Regions from separate parts of the Homo sapiens genome. Here region 2 is linked to region 1. A link is a loop called in an ENCODE intact Hi-C map of the cell type or tissue named here. Cell type or tissue: HCT116. All regions are shown on one strand. Each heading gives the region's core, and the rest is flanking DNA. Links, peaks and the distances in the headings are about the cores only.

Region 1 (8,000 bases), core at 1-8,000:
AGATGAGGTAAACCCAGAAGTAGGGGCCGTGGAAGAGCTGGGTGAGAGGGCTCGTCCTGGACTCCATGCCCCCGCTACCTCAACATAGCCATCCCATGTTGAACTACATCGTGCCCATTTATTTCCCATCAACTGAGGGCCTAGAAAAGCAAGCGTGTGGCTGAGACCAGAAAGGGCAGTGGGACAAAACCAAGAACAAGTGTCCGTGAACCTGGACAGCAGTAGCGGGGAGGGACCACAGAGAGCAACTGACATCAGGAAGCCAGGCCAGCCTGTGACTATCACACCCAGTCCAGAACAGGCCCTCTGAGGAGAGACAATTCTCCTGATTCTCCCTGATCCAGGAGTATTTCCTCACCACAGCGCTGATTTACAACAGGGACAGATTGGGGCCAGGCGTGGTGGCTCACATCTGTAATCCCAACACTTTGGGAGGCCAAGGCAGGTGGATCACCTGAGGCCAGGAGTTCGAGACAAGCCTGGCCAACATGGTGAAACCCCATCTCTACTAAAAATACAAAAATTAGTTGGGCATGGTGGTGCAAGCCTGTAGTCCCAGCTACTCGGGAGGTTGAGACAGGAGAATCACTTGAAACTGGGAGGCGGAGGTTGCAGTGAGCTGAGATCGCGCCACTGCACTCCAGCCTGGGCGACAGAGCAAGACTCCATCTCAAAAAAAAAAAAAAGAAAAGAAAAGAAAAGAAAAGAAAAAAGAACGGACAGACTGGAACCCTTGGGGAGCTTCTGTAATCAGGTACTGGCTAAGTTACAGCTTGACCAGACAAGTAGGGTTCTGTGGAGCTGTGAACTTTCACAAAATACCTTTTATGCATGAAAAAGTACTTGATTAAGTTATTGTATAATGTCATTCTATTATAGAATGACACATAGAATCCTATTTTATAAAACACTAACTTAGCATATGCCTTAGTATTGGTGACCCTCTGGAGTTCAGGATTTTCATTTCTTTTTGTTTGTTTTGTTTTCTCATAACCACCTCAATTTTACAGATGTGGAAAGTGAGTCTGGGAAGTCTTGCTGTCATCTGCCCGTGATTATATGCAGCCATGAGCTACAGAACTCACACTCAAACTCGCAAGTGATGGCATACCAAATGGTACGAAAATGCAAGCTAAGTAGGCCTTTACCCCTCCCTGCCAGTAACTAATTTTTGTCTGTGTGAGTAACTGGCCTGTGTGTAAGAGGACTCACCCCCTACGTGGTCTCCAGTTAATTCTTTTTCCCATTTGGGCTCCTGACCGCCTTGCCATGCTGCTTCTAAGAGGGGTTATCTATACTCAGAGGGCCTAGGGCAGACCAAGGAAGGGAAAGAAGTTTTGGAGGTTTGTTTGTTTGTTTTTTAGAGACAGGGCTTTGCTTTGTGGCCCAGGCTGGAGTGCAGTGGTGCGATCATAGCTCACTGCAACCTTGAGCTCTTGGGCTCAAGTGATTCTCCCCTCTCAGCCTCCTGAGTGGCTGAGACCACAGGTACACATCACCATGCCTGGGTTTTTTTTCTTTCTTTCTTTCTTTCTTTTTTTTTTTTGGTAGAGATGAGGTATTGTTACATTGCCCAGGCTGGTCTCAAATTCCTGACCTCAAGCAATCCTCCTACCTTGGCCTCCCAGTGCTAGGATTACATGTGTGAGCCACCACTCCTGGTCTGGGCTTTTTTTTTTTTTTTTTTTAGGAGAATGTAAGGCATTTGTTTAGTGTTTACTGAGCATCTACTGCATGCCAAGCTCTGCTCAGGAGGCCAAGAGAGCAGGATAGGAGTGAGCCCTGCACCTGGGGTTTGGCCTGGCTGGGGAGCCCTAGCCTCAGGAAGCAGGACTGCCCTGGACCCCAGGAGGCCCCTGCTCAACCTGCGACAAGACTGAAAGGCTCCCCAGATGCACTGTGACGGTCAAGGGAGAGAAATGGGTGACCTGGGATCCTGGTGGCTTCAGATCTCATTGGGGGAAGGAGCAAGGGACCCCAGGGGTCAGAGGCATTGGGGGGGTAGGGCTGTCAGAGGGCACCCAGCAGAGTGACTCACAGGCTATGAGGAAAGAAGTCTCCTCTTGCTTGTATCTTCAGGATGCCAAGACCTGCAGCCCAGGCCTGGGGTGGTGGTTATCCCGGAGCGGCCTTACCAGGTGCACAGCTGGCCAAGGGAGGCTTGGTCATGGGCAGAGAGGGCAGGAGGAAGGCCCTTGCTCCACCACCCCCTCTCCCAAGGGAGTCCTATGCCCAGAACTTACCAAGTAGCAAGACTAGAGCAACCAGCAGAAGACCCTTGGGGGCAGCCATCATGAAAAAAAAAAAAAACATTGCCCGCCACCCCAAAGCCTCCTTAAATAGGCCCAGAAGAGGCTGGGGAAGGAACCTGGAGCCCACAGATAAGCCTAGGGCATGGCTGAGCTGGGCCCAAGCCAAACACTTCCACAGTCCTCTTCCAGCGACACCCACCCCAGCCCTGCCAAACACACACACCTATCTGCAATGCCCCCTGATTTTAAGGAAGGCTCCAAAGTCCTCCTCACTCACGATGGATTTACTAACACTAGTAAGAGTTGTAAACCAAAAATAAAATTCTAAGATCCCCCACCAAACATCTGAATGGACCCTTCCTCTCGGCCAGGGGCATTGCAAAGTTTACCTGAAAGAGTAGTTTAGGCCATGATGGGAAGGGAGTGGGGTCGGACGTGCGTCATGATACCCTCCTCCCTTTCGGAATTCAGGAAAAGCTGACCAACATGAACATCGACACAGACCCTAAGTCCATGATAAAACCTTGGTCTTGGCCCAGCGCGGTGGCTCACGCCTGTAATCCCAGCATTTTGGGAGGCCGAGGCGGGTGGATTACCTGAAGTCAGGAGTTCAAGACCAGCCTGGCCAACATGGAAAAACCCTATTTCTACTAAAAATACAAAAATTAGCCAGGCCTGATGGCGGGCACCTGTAATCCCAGCTACTCAGGAGGCTGAGGCAGGAGAATAGCTTGAACCCGGGAGGCAGAGGTTGAAGTGAGCCAAGATCGCACCACTGCACTCCAGCCTGGGTGACAGAGGGAGACTTTGTCTCAAAAAAACAAAAACAGACAAAAACAAAAAACCCTTGGGCTCCATGACCCTTATCCTAACCCAGACTTTCTTTTATTTTTTTTGAGACAAAGTCTCGCTGTTGTCACCCAGGCTGGAGTGCAATGGCGCAATCTCAGCTCACTGCAACCTCCACCTCCCGCTAACCCAGACTTTCTATTGATAATTTCTTTCTATTGATAATTCTTTCAACCAATTGCCAATCAGAAAATTTTTAAATCTACCTATTACCTGGAAGCCCCTGCTTGGAGTTGCCCCATCCTTCCACATCAAACCAATGTAAATCTTACATGTATTGATTGATGTCTTATGTCCTCCCAAATGGTATAAAAGCAACCTGTACCCCAACCATCTTGGGCACATGTTGTCAGGACCTCCTGAGGCTGTGTCATGGCCACATCCTTAACCTTGGCAAAATAAACCCTCTAAATTGATTGAGACCTGTTTCAGATACTTTTGGGTTCACAGAGTTAATGCTGATGAAGGGTCACTGCACAGTGGACTTCATTTTCTCATCTGCAGGAAGGTGATAATGATGGCACCTGTCTCATGAGGCTACATAATGCGATGGAGGTTACATAATGCGATGCTTAGCTCAGTGCATGGCACACAGAAAGAGCTCCATCCACGTGCTCTGTGGGTGTCCAAGGGGAGGGCTGAGCGCGTGATGGAGGGGACTGTAGGGCAAGATGATTCCGTCTTGGGGAGGGAGCCAAGCAGGGTTCATGGAGCGGGTACCGTTAGAGCTGGACCTTGAAGGCTGGGAAAAAAGGGAAATGGGATGGGGGGCGGGCATTGCTGGCAGATGACATGGCCTGAGCAAAGGCAGGGAGGCAGGGTGGGCAGGGCACATCCAGAGAATGACGAGGATTCAGGGGAGGCAATAGCATGGGTGCAGGGATGTGTGTGGTGAGAGATGAGGCCAGGGGATTTTGAATGCCAAACTGATGTGTTCAGACTGGATCCTGGGGACCGTCATAAGCCATGAAAAGTATTGGGACAGAGGAGGGACCTGGAGAGATTCAGCCACCAGTGTGATCAGATCAGAATGTTTCTTTATGCAATGGGCAATTAAGGAATTCCCAAGCTTTTAGCTCACACAAATAAGACCCCAACAATCCTCAGATGCACATCTCTGGACAATTGTCCAATTAGTTCCTCTGAATAAATTCTTAAAAGTGGAATCCTTGAACCATGTAATTGGCATTTTTTATATCTGGGTTAGACACAGATGGAACGATTCAATCATTTGCCCTTGAAGTGGATGTCTCTTGCCACAAAAATAATGGCCAGTATTTGTGGAGCTCTTGCTGTGAGCCCCACTCTGCCTGGATGCTTTGTGAATCATTTTGTCTGTAATCCTCACAACAGCTTCAGGTCATTACAGAGAACTGTGCAGAGAGAAAACCAATGCTCAGAACATTAGGTAACTTGCCCAAGGTCACACAGCCTATGAATCATCCCCTGACTGTGTAGAGGGTCATAGGCTGGAAGGGCAGTGGGCAAAAGCAGTCCTAGGCTGGGGGAGGTATCGGGAGTTAGGGGACTGCGTGAGCTTGGGTCAGTGATTTTAACTCTAGGAAACAGAGACCTAATAACAACATCCATCTCAAGATGAGGTTATGAAGATTATTATTATTTTTTGTACCCCATTTCTGTTGAAGGTTGTTAAGATTAAATGAGTCACATCGCATGAATTGCTTAGAACAGGACCCGGTGCCCACTATGAGCAATTCACTAAGAGTTTATCAATAATCAGTTTGAATCGGCCAACATGGGCACGTTGGGAGGTGCTCCCCCCTTGTGGTTATTGCTAGTATTGCGTGAAGATGGCCACTTGGGGCCCGACTCCCAGCATGCACTAGGACAAAGGCCACAAAACCCGGGGGTGGGAAAAGACCCCGCCCCATCCCAGCTGAGGTCCGCTCCATCCTCTTACACAGGGAATGGCGATTTCCCATCACAACCACCATCTGCCACCTCCTGTCTAGTTGACCTCTCTGTACCTGTTTCCCCACCCATATGAATGACTTAGCACAGAACTCAAAGCCCCAAAGAATTGCTTCTGGTCCCCTGCCCAGGAAAGAGGTAAGCTTTCCCTGGAGAAAGAGCTTCCCAGTTGTACATGGCTAGAGTGTTTGAAGGAGGTATTCCAGCTCTGTGGATACCCCTTCAAGTAAGGTTGCCAGGTAAAATACAGGATGCCCAGTTTAGTATAAGTATGTGCCATGCAATGTTAGGGGTACACTTCTAAAACATCCTTTGCTGTTTATCCGAAATTCACATTTGAGCACCCTGTTATTTGCTAAACTCAGCAACTACCCCTGGGTGTTTGGGGCAGAGGCAGGGGCTGGGCTGCCTGGGAGGGGGCGACTGCCCATTCTGGGCCAGGAACCTGGGATGTCTCACTTCAGCCCTCCCAAGCTGGTGGGAGGAGTCTCTGTTGCTAACCCCACTTCACCATGAGGCCAATGGCGTCTGAAAGCCACACAGATGATGTGCAGCCTCCAGGATAAATGCTCACAGAGGAGGCAGCTACTACAGCAATGGGGGGAGTGTTGGCCTAGAGGGAGCCCAGAGTGAAACCACTTTTGCAAAAATTATAACAGTGAGAAAATTATGGCAGTGAAAGAGATATGATCTAGCCAAGTCCTGATCTCGCCCCAGGCCTTCAAGCTGCCCCTAATTATTCCTGGGCTTAGGCCAAGCTAACTTTGGGAGACAGTTTATAGTTTAAATGATAATAGCCCTTCCCCAAAACTCAACCACCTTTGCGAAGCTAATAAGAGACCACCAGGGTAGGAGAACAGAGAAGGCTGAATTCTCCTAAGGTGTAGACATAAATGATAGCCAGTCATTATTCTGGAGGTCAGAAGATATGCAGCTTCCCCAAGTACTCCTGCAGGTAACATCACTATTTTAGAACCTAAGATTGGCCTTTTGTTGTTATTTTTGTCTTGTTTTGTTTAGAAACACCTTTTATTTGGGTAACATGTCCCAAAACAGGTCAGTTAATAAAACAGATTCTAAAGAATATGGCCCTATGCACAGCCTTCCCTCCCCGAAAATAACCTTTGGGAATAGGAATTCCCTTTCCCCCTTGCGCTCCTCTAATTTATTTAAAAGAATGTTTTGGGAGCTCATGTTTATCATCTGGGCAGGGGGGTGCCATGTCCATGTGCCGTATTCCTGGGGTACAGCAGTGGTAGGTGGCTGCAGCTCTCCAACCCTCTCCCAACCCTGGCCCAGCAAACATTTCTCTCCCACCCCAGGATCTGGGACCAAAACAAAGAGCAAGCAGGCCCCCTCCACTGAGGTGCTGGGCAGGGCTCAGTGGCACATCACTGTGCTTTGAGAAAGAGGGAGGGGATTTGTTTGGCACTTTAAAAATAGAGTGAGCAAGGCTGGGCGCGGCGAGTCACGCCTGTAATCCCAGCACTTTGGGAGGGTGGAGCAGGCGGATCACGAGGTCAGGAGTTCAAGACCAGCCTGGCCAACATGGTGAAACCCCAATTCTACTAAAAATACAAAAATTAGCCAGGCGTGGTGGCAGGCGCCTGTAATCCCAGCTACTCGGGAGGCTGAGGCAGAAGAATCGCTTGCACCCAGGAGGCAGAAGTTGCGGTGAGCCGAGATCGTACCACTGCACTCCAGCCTGGGTGACAGAGCGAGACTGCTTCTCATGAAAAATAATATATATAGAGAGAGAGTGAGCAGGACTGGAGAGAAGATATCAAAATGGCAGGGAGAGACCATTTGGCACTCGTCCCCTGGGAGAAGGGAAGAGGGAGATAGATACGAGAGTAGGAGCTAAGAAAAGTACGAGGGGTCCACTCCAAGTGACAGGTGCTGAAATGGGGTAGAACCAACAGGACACTGACTCTGGGTTTATGTCCTCTCTATCCCTCTATCCCACAGCAGCCGTGTGCCCACCTCCAGCCTCCCATGTCAGCCTGTCCCTATGTTTAGTGTCCAACCTCTGATTCTGGCAGTCAAGCGTCTTCCCCAATCCTAACATCAGAGACTTTCAAACCACAGTGACTCCATCTTGAGTAGGGACTGGGTAAAATAAAGCTGAGACCTACTGGGCTGCATTCCCAGGAGGTTAGGCATTCTTAGTCACAGGATGAGATAGAAGGTTGGCACAAGATACAGGTCACAAAAAGTTTGCTGATAAAACAGGATGTGGTGGCTGGGTGCGGTGGCTCACACCTGTAATCCCAGCACTTTGGGAGGCCGAGGCAGGTGGATCACTTGAGGTCAGGAGTTCGAGACAGTCTGACCAACATAGTGAAACCCCGTTTCTACTAAAAATACAAAATTAGCAGGACATGGTGGCATGTGCCTGTAATCCCAGCTACTCAGGAGGCTGAGGCAGGAGAATTGTTTGAACCTGGGAGGCAGAGGTTGTAGTGAGCCAAGATCACACCATTGCACTCCAGCCTGGGTGACAGAGCAAGACTCCGTCTCAAAAAAAAAAAAACAAAAAAAACCAAAAACCCAACATAACACAAAACCGGATGTGGTAAAGAAGCCAGCCGAAAACCACTAAAACCAAGATGGCAAAGAAAGTGACCTCTGATCATCCTCGTTGCTCATGATATGCTACTTATAGTACATTAGCATGCTAAAAGACACTCCCACCAGCACCACAACAGTTTACAAATGCCATGGCAACATCAGGACATTACCCTATATGGTCTAAAAAGAGGAGGAACCGTCAGTTAGGGGAACTGCCCACTTCTTTCCAAAACTGATGAGTAATTGTTTAATATATGTTTTTTGTTTGTTTGTTTGTTTGTTGGAGATGGAGTCCCTCTCTGTTGCCCAGGCTGGGGTGCAGTGGCGTGATCTCAGCTCACTGCAACCTCTGCCTCCCAGGTTCAAGTGATTCTCTTCCCTCAGCCTCCTGAGTAG
Region 2 (11,268 bases), core at 1,704-9,703, 160 kb before region 1:
GCTCTCCTGACCACAGCTGGTCACCGCTCCGAGAGACGCAGCTTCCTGTCACTGATTAATCCTCCATGCCTGCAATGCACGGCTAAGTCTGCAGAGGGGTGGGGCGGGGGAAGGTCTGTGGTGGCGGGGAACATAAGGCCAAAGAACAGAGGAAGGAAGGGCAGAGCAGCCCTCCTGGAGGTAGGGAACAAAGGGAGGAGGAGGGCTAGTGGGACCATGTGAGACATCTTGAGGCCATTCACGTTCCTGCTTAAAGAGCCCGGGACCAGCGCAGAGGGCCTGATGCCTGATCTGTCAAGTCTGTCCGACCGTGCCTGTCTGCTGTCCCCCCAGCTGTTCCAGTGGTGGATTGGCAGGACCGGGTGCCTACCCGGTACTCCTTACCAAAGGAGCCCCTGGTAGTGCCCACCTAGCCCAGGACAAGGAGTGGAACGGGAGCTGCAGCTGCAGTGGTCACGTGAGCAGCATTGCTGGAGTCAGCTGTTTTTCAGCACCGCCTCCCTCAGTTGTGGCGGGAGGGGATTGTGGGGGTGGGGGAGTTGGGCAGTTGGGGAGGGGGAGTTGGGCAGTTCGGTGGGGGGGGGGAGTTGGGCAATTGAGGGGAGGGTGGGTGCCGCTGGCCCCAGACCAGCCAGGCCACTTTTCTCAACCAATCCGAAAGGGCTGGGAGCCTCCTGGAGAGGACAAAACAAAACAAGTTAAAGAATGGGATTAAGTCCGGGCACGGTGGCTCACACCTGTAATCCTAGCACTTTGAAAGGCTGAGGCGGGCAGATCACTTGAGCTCAGGAGTTGGAGACCAGCCTGGGCAACATGGGGAAACACTGTCTCTACAAAAACACAAAAAACACATACAAAAAACCATAAATTAGCCTGGCGTGGTGGCAGACGTCTGTAATCCCAGCTACTTGGGGGGCTGAGGCAGGAGGATCGCTTGAACCCAAGAGGTGGAGGCTACAGTGAGCCAAGATTACACCACTGCACTCCAGCTTGGGTGACAAAGTGAGACCCTGTCTCAAAAATAAAATAAAATAAAAAGAATGAGATTGAATCGAGACACAAAGCTACCAGAAGCAGGGGTACTTGCCAGAACTCGGAAAGTAACCTCAAAAAAAATCTCTGCAAACAGGGAAGAGAACAAAAGATTCCTCATCTGCCCAGCCCCACAGGAGAATCAATGTATACGAGTTAACTAGTGGTGGCTGTGTGACTTTGGCCAGGTCACTTAACCTCTCGAGTTTAAAATAGTTCTTCCTGTGTGAGAAGAGAGGGTTAGGCAAGATCATCCTAACAGTTCCCTTTCAGCTCAATTTGTGAAGACACTATGACCTTAAAATATCTCCAATCATTTCCATGCACAATCTGCATTGCAATTATTTTATGGTAAATTGCCAAGGTTCACTCTTTTAAGACAATCTTTTTGAGCCTGATTTATCACAAACCAAGCCCTTGACATAAATAAATACAGCAACGTGTGTCTGTTTACGGAACTACTTGAAAATTTTAAATGATAGGTTGTCCAGTCAGAAAGGCTGGATGTGGCCACTAGGAGGAGCACCCCTGGAGGTTCTGAGGAAGGAGGGAGGCCAGTGGGGAGCCCAACTTCCGCAGAACCGCACGTTTGGACCTTCAGGGGAGTCATGGTGAAGTGTGTGCAATGGAGCCACCTTGGTCCTGGGTGGGACTGCCTTGGCTCCCCCAACCCTCTGCCTGTTTCCAGTAACAACTATTATGATTCCTATTTCCAGGAAGGCAGCCTGGAGGAGGTGGCCATGGAGGATAGCCTTCGTTATCGTCAGCCTCTGGTGAGAAGCAGCAGCATCCTTCCAGAGAGTCACTTCTGATCCCCAAGGTAGTTAGGGTGTCGAAGTAAAGGAGGGAGACACCCCCCTGCCTACCTACCTGGACTCAGTGCTAGAGGGTGGGGGAGTAGGAATAGGAAGACAGCATATTTCCCATACATATTAGAAATACTGGTGGCTCATGCCTGTAATCCCAGCACTTTGGGAAGCCAAGGCAGGAGGATTGCTTGAGCCCACAAGTTTGAGACCAGTCTAGGCAAGATGGTGAGACCCTGATTCTAAAAAACAAACAAAACCAAAAAATGCCAGGGATGGTGGTGTGTGCCTGTAAGTCTCAGCTAATCTAGAGGCTACAAGTGGGAGGATCACTTGAGCCCAGGAGGCTGAGGTTGCAGTGAGCTGAGATCAGACCACTGCACTCCAGTCTGGGCGACAGAAGGAGACCCTGTCCTAAAAATAAAGTAAAATTAAAAAAAGAAATAGAGTGACTGGTCAGGGGTAGTGCTATTTCAGGTCATGTGGTCAGGGAATGTGAAAAACAAAAATGATTACATCATTTAGATCAGGATTTCTATTTTTTTTATTTTTGAACTCCTGGGCTCAAGCGATCCTCCTGTCTCAGCCTCCCAAAGAGCTGGGATTACAGGCATGAACCACTGCACCTGGCCAGATCAAGATTTCTATTTGTGGTGAAAACTAGCTTGGAATGAGAAAGTAAAAGTCTGCCTGTGCTCCCACTAGACTGGGATAACAGGGACCTCTAAAGCCAGCTGCAAGCCAGCTGCAACATCAACAGGAAACATTTCTTATTTTTTCTTATTTATTTATTTTTTTTGAGACAGGGTCTCACTCGTTGCCCAGGCTGGAGTGCAATGGCATGATCTCGGCTCACTACACCCTCCTCCCGGGTTCAAGCGATTCTCCTGCCTCAACCTCTTGAGTAGCTGACATCACAGGCATGCGCCACCACCCCCAGCTAATTTTTGTATTTTTAGTAGAGACAGGGTTTCACCCTGTTGGCCAGGTTGGTCTCGGACTCCTGACCTCAAGTGATCTGCCTGCCTCAGCCTCCCGAAGTATTGGGATTACAGGCATGAGCCAGCGCGCCTGGCCAACAGGAAACATTTCTATCAAGGCCATGCATGCTACAGCTATTTGGGTGACTACTACTTTTTTTACTGATTATTTATATTTTTCCCCCTAAAAGCACAAGCAATCAGAAATTTGCTGTTTGATATCCTATTAGTAAGAACAGAACATCCCACTGTTGCCTAAAAGAGCTATGTCATTTTGACACAGACAAGCAGTCTCAGATAAGGTGTTTCTGGACTCAGCATTCCACATTTTTCTTAACTTTGTAGTTTCCAAGGAAACAAGACTCTAGGTCCACTTTGCCGTCCAGACCTGAAGCGGACCCTTCATACACAGCCCTGTGATACTTGGAGCCTGCTTGCCTCAAAACACTGCTTGCTTTACACTTCACCTAACTCCACCCTTCCCTTCAATTCTTTAATAACCTTTCCCTTTGTTCAGCCAGATCACTATAGTTCCTCTGCTGGGTGGTTTCCCTCATTGGAATAAGTCAACAACTGGGTTTGTTTCTGGTGGTTTTAGGCTGACTTGGCGAGGACTAGCCTAAAAATTAACCCAAAAGAGAAAAATAAAATTGTATGCATGAAGATGGCATGAGAAGAATGAATATAACAAATACACAACTCTAGTTCTATATGAAATATCTATTTTAGTGATTAAAAGTGTATATATATTAAAATCATATTTTAAGGCCAGGCACAGTGGCTCACACCTGTAATCCCAGCACTTTGGGAGGCCGAGGCGGGTGGATCACCTGAGGTCAGGAGTTCGAGACCAGCCTGACCAACAGGGTGAAATCCAGTCTCTACTAAAAATACAAAAATTAGCCGGGCATGGTGGCATGTGCCTGTGGTCCCAGCTACTTGGGAGGTTGAGGCGGGAGAATTGCTTGAACCTGGGGGCCAGAGGTTGCAGTGAGCCAAGATCATGCCACTGCACTCCAGCCTGGGTGACAGAGCAAGACCCCATCTCGGAGAAACAAAAAACAAAAAACAAACAAAAACAGAAAGAAAGAAAAGGAGGAAGAGGAGGAGAAAGCAAAGATAAAATCATAAAAAAATCCCATCAACTAGAGCATTGGTTCCCAACTGTGGTCACTGGATGACTGGTAGTCTCCAAGAACCTTTTAGGGGGCCTGTGAGTTTAAAATTACTTTCAAGTGGCTGGGCGCAGTGGCTCATGCCTGAAATCCCAGCCCTTTGGGAGGCCGAGGTGGGTGGATCACCTGAGGTCAGGAGTTCGAGACCAGCCTGACCAACGTGGCGAAACCCAGTCTCTACTAAAAATACAAAAATTAGCTGCGCCTGGTGGTGGGCTCCTGTAGTCCCAGCTACTTGGGAGTCTGAGGCTGGAGAATTGCTTGAACCCAGGAGGTAGAGGTTGCAGTGAGCCAAGATTACGCCACTGCACTCCAGCCTGGACAACAGAGCGAGACTCCTTCTCACACACACACACACACAAATTGCTTTCAAGTTAAGATAAATAGCAAGACACTATTAGTGTAATAGTAAGACATTTCATCAAATGGTGCAGGAACAATTGGATGTCTATATGCAAAACAAATCAACCTAAACATACACCTTTCACAAAAAATTAACTTGAAATAGACCTAACTATGAAACACAAAACTATAAAACTTCAAGAAGAGGTGATGCCTTTTTAGATACAACACCTAAAGCATAGTCCATCAAAGAAATAATTGTCTGGGTGCAGTAACCTCAGCACTTTGGGAGGCCAAAGTGGCAGGATCACTTGAGGCCAGGAGTTTGAGACAAGCCTGGGCAACATAGTGAGCCCCTATCTTTATCAAAAGAAAAGAAAAAAAGGAAAAGAAAATAAAAGAAAAAAGAGGCCGGACATGGTGGTTCACACCTGTAATCGCAGCACGTTGGGAGGCCAAGGCGGGTGGAACTCTTGTGTCAAAAAAAAAAAAGTATTAGTTTTCACACTGCTATAAAGAAATACCTGCAATTCGGTAATTTATAAAGAGGTTTAATTGACTCACAGTTGTGCATGGCTGGGGAGGCCTCAGAAAACTTGCAATCGTGGCAGAAAGCAAAGGGGAAGCAAGCACCTTCTTCACAAGGTGGCAGTAGAGAGATTGAGAAAGTGCCACACTTAAAACCATAGCTCTTGTGAGAACTCCCTCTCTATCATGAGAACAGCATGGGGGAAACCACCTCCATGATCCAGTCACCTCCCACCAGGTGTCTCCCTCAAGTGGAAATTACAATTCAAGATGAGATTTGGGTGGGGACACAGAGCCAAACCACATCAGAAAAAAAAGAAAAGAAAAGAAGGGGCCAGGTGCGGTGGTTCACACCTGTAATCCCAGCACTTTGGGAGGCCGAGGCGGGTGGATCACAAGGTCAGGAGAACAAGACCAACCTGATCAACATGGTGAAACTCCGTCTCTACTAAAAATACAAAAATTAGCTGGGTGTGGTGGCACGTACCTGTAATCCCAGCTATTCGGGAGGCTGAGGCACGAGAATCACTTGAACCTGGGAAGCAGAGATTGTAGTGAGCTGAGATTGGGCCACTGCACTCCAGCCTGGGAAACAGAGCGAGACTGTGTCTGGAAAAAAAAAAAAAAAGTTCATAACTTTATTTGTAACTGCTAAAAACCGGAAGCAGCCAAGGTATCCTTCAATGAATGCATAAACAAATTGCGGTACATCTATACAATGAAATATTGCATATATAAAAACAGTGATAAAACTAAGTGAGCCATTAAGCCATAAAAAGACATGAATGAGGCTGGGCGCAGTGGCTTACGCCTGTAATCCCAGCACTTTGGGAGGCTGAGGCAGGCAGATCACTTGAGGGGCAAGAGTTTGAGACTAGCCTGGCCAACATAGTGAAACCCTGTCTGTATTAAAAATACAAAAATGAGCCAAACATGGTGGTTCACACCTGCAATCCCAGCTACTCGGGGCTGAGGCAGGAGAATCGCTGGAACCCAGGAGGCGAACGCTGCTGTGAGCTGAGATCGCACCACTGCACTCCAGCCTGGGCGACGGACTGAGACTCCATCTTAAAAAAAAAAAAATTAGATCAAATAATCGTTGGCAAAAAGCATTAAGAGAGATAAAGAGGATGTGTCAGATTGTGTTTTCAAAGCTGTCTAACAATACCAGCTGTTCCACATGGTTTTCTGTAATTTTGTCATTCATCCATGAAGAGATGAGTCTAATTCCCCTCCCTTTGAATCTAGGCAGGTTTGTGACATCCTTGTCAGTAGCAGAATGCAGAAGTGATGATATATAACTCGAGGTCAGAAAAGAAAATGCAACTTCCACCTTGCTCACTTGAACACTTGAGCTGGAGTACTGAGCTGTCATGTAAGCAGTACAACTGCCTTGAGGCAGCTACAAACTGATCCACAAAGGTAATCCACATGGATAAACCCTGAGATTACCTTAAGAGAGAGAGATCGATCCAGCCAGCTCCCAGCTTTCCATACCCCTACTATTCCAGCTTTTATCGCATAAAAGATGTCAAGACAGAACCATTTAATGGAGCCCATCCCCAATTTTTTTTTGTTTTGTTTTTGAGATGGAGTCTCGCGCTCTGTCACCCAGGCTGGAGTGCAGTGACGCGATCTCGGCTCACTGCAAGCTCTGCCTCCGGGTTCACGCCATTCTCCTGCCTCAGCCTCCTGAATAGCTGGGACTACAGGCGCCCGCCACCACTCCTGGCTAATTTTTTGTAGTTTTAGTAGAGACGGGGTTTCACCGTGTTAGCCAGGATGGTCTCCATCTCCTGACCTCGTGATCCACCGGCCTCGGCCTCCCAAAGTGCTGGGATTACAGGCATGAGCCACCACACCTGGCCTTATTTTTATATTTAATAGAGACAGGACCTCGCTTTTTTGCCCAGGCTGGTCTCGAACTCCCGAGTTCAAGCGATGCTCACACCTCAGCTTCCCAAAGTGTTGGGATTACAGGTGTGAACCACCACGCCTGGCCAAGAGTTCTTTATCTATGTTATATAAGACTGTTCTGCAGTGAGCAGCTACATGCAAACCTACCCCCTGAAGTCTGAAGGAGCCGAGAGGCTGAAGATAAAAAACCTGACAACCTCAACTTGACACTGCAACCTCCATCTCCCTGGCTCAAGCAATTCTTGCACCTCATCCTCCCAAGTAGCTGGGACTATAGGCTTGTGCCACCACACCTGGCTAATTTTTTTATGTTTTAGTAGAGATGGGGTTTTCACCATTTTGCCCAGGGTGGTCTCAAACTCCTGAGATCAGGCTATCTGCCTGTCTCTGCCTCCCAAAGTGCTGGGATTAAAGGCGTGAGCCACCTAGCCTGGCCCTGTAACGTATTTTTTAAATTGAAAATGACCCAGGCATTTAATGAGCAGTTATTTAATTTAACATAAATATTTTAAATTACATGACAATTGTATTTATAAGCATTTATCATATATATTCATTTATTTTTGCTTTCATTTTCTTTTTGTTTTGAGATGGAATTTCTCTTATTGCCCAGGCTGGAGTGCAATGGCTCAATCTCGGCTCACCGCAACCTCTGCCTGCCAGGTTCAAGCGATTCCCCCGCCTCAGCCTCCCGAGTAGCTGTGATTACAGGCATGTACCACCATGCCTGGCTAATTTTTGTATTTTTAGTAGAGACGGGGTTTCTCCATGTTGGTCAGGCTGGTCTTGATCTCCCAACCTCAGGTGATCCGCCCACCTCAGCCTCCCAAAGTGCTGGGATTACAGGCGTGAGCCACCGCGCCCAGCCTATATTTTTCACCATTGCCTTAGACTAGTTATGAGAACTGAGATATTAGACAAAGGTAATCATTAAATTTGTTATTTTTACAGCCTGTGACTATCAGATGTTCACCTAAGAATCTTAAAATACGTACTTATTTTGTTGATAACTCGGAAGATTTCGCTGTTTCCTATTAAACTAGTTATATTAAATTAGTCATATTTATCAAAAAATCACACACAAAGGTCATTTTGGTTTCGGCTGGGTTTATAGTTTTACAATCTTTATGCCAAACCCCCAACACCCTTAAAGTATCTAGCAGAGACACATGTAAAAAAACTTTGACCAATAAACCAAGGCAAAAATGTATGTTAACAATTTTGAAGACATTTTTATTTTACCAATAACTTTTAAAACCAGTTTATTTATTAAAGATTTACTTGAGTCAGGCCAGACGCTGTGACTCATGCCTGTAATCCCAGCACTTTGGGATGCTGAGGCAAGTGGATCACTTGTCAGGAGTTTGAGCCCAGCCTGGCCAACATAGTAAAAATCCCATCTCTAACTAAAAATACAAAAAGTAGCTGGTCATGGTGGCACATGCCTGTAACCCCAGCTACTCAGGAGGCTGAGATAGGAGAATCGCTTCGAACCCAGGAAACGGAGGTTGCAGTGAGCCAAGATCGCACCACTGCACTCTAGCCTGGATGACAGAGCAGGACTCCATCTCAAAAAAAAAAAAAAAAAAAAAAAAAAAAATTTTACTTAAGTCACATAAACTTGAAAAATATATTTGGGCTTTCTTAATTTACGAGTATTTATTTTTAAGTCAACTTGGTACCATGTAGACACAATATACAACATATGTAAACACATCTAACCACATATATACACAAATAAAAATCTTACAGCTTTAGGCCGGTTGTGGTGGTTCATGCCTGTAACCCTAACACTTTGGGAGGCCGAGGTGCGGGGGTCACTTAAGGTAAGGAGTTCAATACCAGCCTGGCCAGCATGGCAAAACCCAACTTCTACTAAAAATACAAAAATGAGCCAGGCGTGGTAGCAAACACCTTTAATCCCAGCTACTCAGGAACCTGAGGCACGAGAATCACCTAAACCCGGGAAGCAGAGGTTGCAGCGACCGGAGATTGTTACCACTGCACTCCAACCTACTAAACAGAGTGAAAAAATAATTTTTTTTTTTACGGGTTTTACCTTAGAGCTCTAATCCTGGCATAGTACTGTGTCCGGAATTGGTGGGTTCTTGGTCTCACTGACTTCAAGAATGAAGCTGCCAACCTTCAAGGTGAGTGTTACAGTTCTTAAAGACGGCATGTCCGGAGTTTGTTCCTTCTGATGCTCGGATGTTTTCGGAGTTTTTTTCCTTTTGGTGGGTTCGTGGTCTCGCTGGTTGCAGCAGTGAAGCCATAGACCTTCCCAGTGAGTGTTACAGCTTATAAACGCAGTGTACACCCAAAAAGTGAGCAGCAGTAAGAGTTATTGCAAACAGTGAAAGAATAAAACTTCAACTGCGATCGAGACCATCCCGGCTAAAACGGTGAAACCCCGTCTCTACTAAAAATACAAAAAACTAGCCGGGCGTAGTGGCGGGCGCCTGTAGTCCCAGCTACTTGGGAGGCTGAGGCAGGAGAATGGCGTGAACCCGGGAAGCGGAGCTTGCAGTGAGCCGAGATGCCGCCACTGCACTCCAGCCTGGGCGACAGAGTGAGACTCCGACTCAAAACAAAAAAAAAAAAAACAAAACTTCAACTGCGTGGAAAAAAAACCGAGCGAGTTACCACAGCTGAGTCGGGCAGCCTGCTTTTATTCTCTTATCTGGCCCCACCCACATACTGCTGATTGGTCCATTTTACAGAGAACGGATTGGTCTGTTTTACAGAGTGCTGATTGGTCCGTTTTGACAGGGTGCTGATTGGTGTGTTTACAATCCCTGTGCTAGACACAAAAGTTCTCCAGGACCCCACTAGATTAGCTAGATACAGAGTGCTAATTGGTGTATTTACAAACCCTGAGCTAGACACAGGGTGCTGATTGGTGCATTTACATACCTTGAGCTAGATATAGAGTGTCGATTGGTGTATTCACTATCCCTTAGCTAGACATAAATGTTCTCCAAGTCCCCACAAGATCAGCTAGACACAGAGCGCAGATTGGTGCATTTACAAAACTTGAGCTAGACACAGGGTGCTGATTGGTGTGTTTACGAACCTTGAGCTACATATAGAGTGCTGATTGGTGTATTTACAATCCCTTAGCTAGACATAAAGGTTCTCCAAATCCCCACTAGACTCAGGAGCCCAGCTGGCTTCACCTACTGGAGCTCATACTGGCAGGACAGGTGGAGCTGCCTGCCAGTCCTGCTCTCATGCTCCCGCACTCCTCAGCCCTTGGGCAGTTGATGTGACCGGGCGCTGGGGAGCAGGGGGCGGCGCTCGTTGGGGAGGCTTAGGCTGTGCCGGAGCCCACAGCGGCAGGGAGGAGACTCAGGCATGGCAGGCTGCAGGTCCTGAGCCCTGCCCCACGGGGAGGCAGCTAAGGTCCAGGGAGAAATTGAGCGCAGCGCCGGTGGGCCGGCACTGCTGGGGAACCTGGCGCACTCTCCGCAGCGGCTGGCCCGGTGCTAAGCCCCTCACTGCCCGTGGCCAGCGGGGCCGGCCGGCTGGCTTCTCCGAGTGCGGGCCCGCCAAGCTCACGCCCACCCTTAACTCTAGCTGGCCCGCAAGCGCCGCGCACAGCCCTGGTTCCTGCCCGTGCCTCTCCCTCCACACCTCCCCGCAGGCTGAGGGAGCCGGCTCCGGCCTCAGCCAGCCCAGAGAAGGGCTCCCACGGTGCAGCAGCGGGGCTGAAGGGCTCCTCAAGCGTGGCCAGAATGGGCGCCGAGGCCGAGGAGGCACTGAGAGCGAGCGAGGGCTGTGAGGGCTGCCAGCACGCATCATCTCTCAGTACTACAGAGTCATCGGTTTATAAAAGATGGTTGGGTCCAAATTATTTTTGACAAAACTGGAACTTGTTTACATGGCTAAACTTTATTTATCCTAATAGGTAATCTAATGGAGGCTGTGAACCAAAATTTTGGGTAGTTTCCATGGCAGTTTGATTTTTAAAATCTTTTTTTTTTTTTTTAAGTTTTAAATGGGGCCAGGCATGGTGGCTCATGCCTGTAATCCCAGCACTTTCAGAGGCTGAGGCAGGAGGACTGCTTGAGCCCAGACGTTGGAAACCAGCCTGGGCAACATAGCAAGACCCCATATCCATATACACACGCACACACACACACACACTTGAAAAAACAATGAGTTTAGGGTTAAATTTTTAATGCTTATATTTTAGCTGGAACCTGGCTGAACTATATAGAAAAAATCTCCAGGTAGCCTTGAATTAGTAACACTGTAAAGAGTTTTATCTCAACACCAGTAGAAAAGTCAACAGACTTAAAGCAGGTAGAAAAATAAAATAGAGAATGTAGAAGACTCTACATGTTAACTCTGTAACTGCAGGTTGACCATTTGAGCTCTGAATTTTCCTTGATGTAATTTGCCCACCAGTTTAAAAATGTGCACAAAAACGGGCTATAATATGTAGCCAGCTAGCGTCCCAAAAAAGCTAGCATGTCTTTGAACTTT

What was found. Peaks named below come from ENCODE experiments on the same cell type or tissue, not always from the same donor. Only the 100,000 strongest peaks of a DNase experiment are listed, where the experiment ranks them.
Region 2: a loop joins it to region 1, with 9 times the contacts of the local background. A loop is called at or near these places in 16 of 110 quality-filtered maps.

What each region holds. Positions count from the first base shown.
Region 1 is chr22:30,442,255-30,450,254 of GRCh38, reverse strand. It overlaps LOC105372991 (a long non-coding RNA gene), which reads right to left and starts at 2,295. Exons shown (of 4, transcript XR_007068061.1): 1 at 2,244-2,295; 2 at 2,039-2,146. It also overlaps a transcript of SEC14L3 not described here. RefSeq lists enhancers at 4,779-5,073, 7,546-7,595. In HCT116, for the core only: a CTCF peak has its summit at 4,880 (motif pointing left); DNase peaks (open chromatin) are centred at 4,895 and 5,442; H3K27ac peaks cover 652 bases.
Region 2 is chr22:30,595,998-30,607,265 of GRCh38, reverse strand. It overlaps TCN2 (transcobalamin 2), which reads right to left and starts at 92. Exons shown (of 9, transcript NM_000355.4): 1 at 1-92. It also overlaps a transcript of PES1 not described here. RefSeq lists enhancers at 1-224, 1-306. In HCT116, for the core only: a CTCF peak has its summit at 4,971 (motif pointing right); a DNase peak (open chromatin) is centred at 4,995; H3K4me3 peaks cover 237 bases.